Regions from separate parts of the Homo sapiens genome. Here region 2 is linked to region 1. Evidence: chromatin loops called from intact Hi-C (ENCODE). Cell type or tissue: PC-3. All regions are shown on one strand.

Evidence for each region. A loop is a pair of places that touch in the nucleus more often than their neighbours do. Peaks named below come from ENCODE experiments on the same cell type or tissue, not always from the same donor. Only the 100,000 strongest peaks of a DNase experiment are listed, where the experiment ranks them.
Region 2: a loop joins it to region 1, with 14 times the contacts of the local background. A loop is called at or near these places in 4 of 110 quality-filtered maps.

Annotation. Positions count from the first base shown.
Region 1 is chr3:106,823,978-106,826,477 of GRCh38, forward strand. No RefSeq gene overlaps it. Among named protein-coding and RNA genes, the nearest start is that of LINC00882, 420 kb to the right of the region's middle. In PC-3, a CTCF peak has its summit at 993 (motif pointing right); a DNase peak (open chromatin) is centred at 1,084.
Region 2 is chr3:107,117,428-107,119,927 of GRCh38, forward strand. The region is part of intron 2 of LINC00882 (long intergenic non-protein coding RNA 882); the gene reads right to left. Among named protein-coding and RNA genes, the nearest start is that of LINC00882, 120 kb to the right of the region's middle. In PC-3, CTCF peaks have their summits at 978 (motif pointing left) and 1,185; a DNase peak (open chromatin) is centred at 954.

The DNA.
Region 1 (2,500 bases):
CTGTGCCTCACATGCTGATACTGCTGATGTTTTCAGGACACTGAAATAAACTGCATGGTTTCTTTTATAAACTTTATAAACTGTATGGTTTCTGCTGCTTCCTGACCTGGACTTCAGGTACCAAATTCTCTCTGTACTGAAGAGCGAAATTCTAATTATTAACCCTGTGTGGTACACTGTCACTAACATGGAGCAGGGATCCCTCTTAGGGGCCTGCTACCTAAGATAGCTCCCCACTCCCCATGCATGAAAATAAAGAAAAATTTTGAGTTCCTTCAAGGAAATTTCCAGGTACCTAGCTAGCTTTGGTAAGTAAATGAGCAACCTGATAATAAGCAAAAAGGTGATAATAACTTAGAACAACAGCCAAGGAAATTTGAGCCTCAAGATGTTTGATTCCCTTGGTAGCTAAAGGTAATATCTTAACATATATTCCTGAGTTGTTTTTCATAAACCTGGACCCCCACTGGGTAGAAAATGCCATCCACTGGCACACAGATCTCAGATAAAGGGGCACTGAGGGCTGAAATCTGACTGCTGTTCTTTGTTCTAAATTTCTTCCTGAGGGTCCTGGAGTCATGCCCACAGGCCAAACTTCAACATTCCTTTCTGCTAACCCCAAGACTTTAGACAAAGATTTGCTCTCTTAACCAATCACAAATCAAAGAATCTTTGAATCCACCTATAACCTGAAAGGCCCTGCTTCAAGATATCCCACCATTTTGGGCCAAAGCATTGTATAACTTCCATGTATTAATTTATCATTTTGTCTGTAACTTCTTTTTTGAAATTCAACCCTGCCTTTAAAATCCCTTGCTTGTAAACCATCAGGGAAGTCAGGTCTTAAGCATTAGCTGTCCAATTCTCTTTGCTTGGCACCCTGCAAATAAACACCATGCTTTCTCTTGCTGCAAACCTCAGTGTGGATGTTTGGTTTTACTGTGCCGGATAAGCAGACCCAGGCTTGGTTTGGTAAAACCAACCAGGCCACAAGGTGTCACTGCTTTTGCCCTTTCTCACACAGTCCTTTCACTTCTTCCTTAGCCACTATTTAGTAATGGTTTCCTCTGAACTCAAAACTATTCCAGAAGGGCAGTGAATTGAATGATCCACAATAAAATGTGACTCAGACTACACTATGAGTGTCCATCCTCTTGCACACAATGATTTACCTAAGCAAGGTCAATCAGAAGTTGACAAGGCTTCTGAAGTTGACAAGGCTACTGAAGGAGGGCTAGTTTTTCTCCTTCTGTGAGATCATAATTTTTTTAAAAACTGGCTAAGTCTGGACACTCCAGGAGCCATCTAGATGCCACACAGAGACAGTCTGTCTTGAGAATAAAGCCAAGAAGAGGCAAACACAGCATAATTTAGAATGGCGCTCACTAACAGAGTTGCCACCACGCAGTGTTTTACATTTGAACTGATTCAGAATAAATGGAAATACTTTATTTTCTCAGTTGGCCATTAGCCGCACTTCAAGTACTCAATAGTCACATGTGACAGTTGAATTAGACAGTTGAGATATAGAACATTTCTATCATCACAGAGTGTTTTATTGAACAGCATGATCTAAAGGAAGAAACTGAGTTCTAATTTCATCCTTTAAACCCCTGTATCCAGCATTGCCTAAAGCTGCATCCACTTTAAATTTCATTTTGATTTAAGCTAAAATAATGAAAGCATGTTTAACTTTTACTTGTGACCTTTAAAAATTTACAACATAAACTAGCCCTCGGTCCTTTTCCTCAGAACCAGATGCAGAAAACAGACAACCTTTTCATGTTTTTCCAGGTTTTTTTTTTTTTTCCATGAACTATCCTGAGAAGACTCAACCTCACCGTCTCCTTCAGAAAATACACACACACACATAAGCACACATTTACCATGAAAAGAAATTTGAGGCAGGGGTTTGGTAGGTGTTATCACAAAGCCAGTCTCTAGTGTCAAAGATAACCAAATCGGACACTAGTTTAAAGTAGTGAAAACAGATTTTATTCAGTAATTGTTAACAGTAGGAGAAAGAGCGGAGCTGCATTCTGATTTGCACAGAGGTGACTGGGCAATTTAAAGCAGGGAGTCAAGTGAAAAATTACAGTCAGTCAGTATAAATGCCATTAGGCCAGCTGTGTCTGCTGGCTGGCAACTACTGAAGTTAGGATTCTGTTCTCTTACAGAGCTTGGAAAACACAGACTATCCTTCCTGATGACTGCATTTCAAAGGAATGGCTTTCAGGCCCTTGAGAAAGACACTCTTGAATTGTATGAAATACAAATACATCTCAAAGAAACACAGAAAGGATTTCCAATTTTTTTGTTTGTTTGATAAACATTCTAAGAAAGGGAGACCTATCATCAGATATTGAGTAGAACAAAGGGAAAATTCTTTTGACAGCCCAGAGCTTTTCAAGACAGGCACTCAAAAGAGGGCTGGATTTGTCCCAGAGACAGGCCTTAGGTAGCTATTGGCCATGTTAAAGTTTGGTCAAGTCTCTCGGTA
Region 2 (2,500 bases), 290 kb after region 1:
ACTTTATGAAAAGAGATGGTCAAAGGACACTTTTGAAATATTCCTAAACCATACAAAAAGTCTAAAAGGAAAACTGAGGTGACAGATTATAGTTCAGGACTTAAATCAGTTTCAAATTTGACATGATCATAATTAATCACTTTTGTGTTCACACGTATTTTGCAAGAAGACTTAGAATCCATCATGTACTGACAAAGAATGAAGTAAGCGTACCTAGACCCTCCTCAATTGAATAGAGGACATTCCAACTCCTTTGCCCTGGCCCCTGCCCACTGCCCTAAATTAATTCACTATAAATAAGGACATCTAAGCAAACTACAGATCACAAGGAGTAGTAACTACCAACAAACATGAAACACTACTTTTCCATACTAGATAAATTGCAACAATTGTGGTAGAATAGCTTTGAAAGTTGTATTGAATTTAGAAATCTGGCTTTAGGAAGTACAGCAGAGGAAGCCAACTTTTCTGAAATAGCCAATAATGCAGAAACACTTTAAATGGTATTGAATGCTCCCCAGTTTCCTGAGGACCAAATAGATATTTCAGCAATTTATCAAGAACAATTAATCCTAGAAAATTGCCAATAATTCCTCTGTCTCAGAAAGAACGACCCATCTGCATTCTCGCCTTCCAAGAGCATGGCAGAGTTTGTTTCTCAGTTCTTCCCACAATTCAACTCTGATAAGTGAAATAAGGAAGGAGCTAAAAAGCGTGAAGAAATTTTTCTAAAATGTTTACAACCACAGAACCTGCCAACTGCTGCTTCCCCATTAGCTGAGTATGTTTTGGGCCACTGAAGCTCGGGTGTCAGCTCCTGGCTTGACGACGATTCCGTAAACAAAGAGACTTCAATATGTTTTATGCCCAAAATGCTCAAAACAGACACAGAGGCTCACAGGCCTGATGCCTGAGCCTCCCGCAAATGCTCAGCCAAACCACTCTATCAATCACGATTATTTGGTGCCCCCCTCTGGCCTTACTGCAGCAATTTCATTTAGCTTTCCTAAGAAACTGAAAAGAATTCTGAACGAAAGTCCAGGGTGCAATCACAAAAATCTGCCTGCAAGAGAAACCTAGTTTTGTCTGCACTTATAATAATTACTCCAATTCTCAATGGCAGAGGAAAATTTGGCAGGGCTGACTGCATGTTAAAAGCATGGTGATAAGAATGTTATATCACCATAACGTTCTTAAGGTGATATAATTTTGCTTTATGTATTTTTAAACATCCCCCAAGGAGATAGAGAGCTCTATCAGTTCCTCACAGTTAAGATAACTAGGCTACCTGGGCTCTGCTCAGAAGAATAAGTCAATTTACTCTGGAGAAATAATTCTGTGAAACTCAGACAGAGTTAGAACATCATGCAGTTGAAAACTGTATCAAAAACTCAGGCTAAACAATATTACTTATTAAGGTCATATAATACATATACGAGTTATTCACTAGCTCTTACCCAAGTTCCCTGGGTAAGCAAACTACAGAGACAAGAGTTTGTGTCCAGTTCCAGAGAGCTTCCAGGCTCCCAAAATGAATTTTGTCTCCAAATCCAAGGCCTCCTTCACTGTGCGCTTCCCCCTCACTGGCTCCCCCGACCCCCTACCCCCAACCCCCACCGGGACTGAGGTGACCATGCTCCTTCTGTTGGGTCAACATTGTCTGATCTGTTTTGGGGACAGCACATACAAGACTTTCCAGCCATGTTATGAAAGGGCTAGGCAAGGGGACGAGGCACCTCACACCCACATTACTGAGAGCGAGTGGAGTAGTACAAGTGGCAGAGATAGGCCCTATGGGGTTTCCAGAGCAGCTCTGAGGGTGCTAGATCCTAACAGGGCAAGATGACAAGGGGAAGTCAAGCTGTGAAGGCAAGAGGGAGAGGAGCCAAGGAGGTTCCTGTGGGTCAGAGGAAAGTGACTGTGGAGGAAGTCTTTGTCCAGGGCTTTGGGTGTTGGCGTCAGCTCCTCACGCAGCAGGTATAAGACAGACGGAAGGCACATAGGAACATTCGTAACTCTTCTAACTCTTCTAACATCCCTAACTCTTCCTTTCTTGCCCCTTTCTTCAGAGTTTGGAAACTCAGAGACCTCCAGGATTGGAACATGCAACTGATTCTTATTTGAAAGTGGTGAAAAACAAAACTGAAAAAGTCGGTGAGGAAAAAAGATCAACTAAAATTCAGCTTTGGGATAAGGACGAATTTAGCACCTTTTCTGGAAATCTCTGAAGCAATTACATTTGTACCCAGTAAATATTCTCATTTGGAAAAAAAAAACTGCTCAAGAAAGAGAGTAATAAAAATAACCACAATGAGGGCTCTCATTAATACTGGATCTTATGGAAACCAATTGTTCAGTCCCTCAACAAAAGACCAGATGGGCAGGAAGCTAAATATACACCATGCACTAAACATTATGAGTATCATAGTTTACAAGTCAAAGGGGGCTCTATTGAAGATAGTTCTATTTTCCCTCTATATTATCTGCTAGACAATACCTG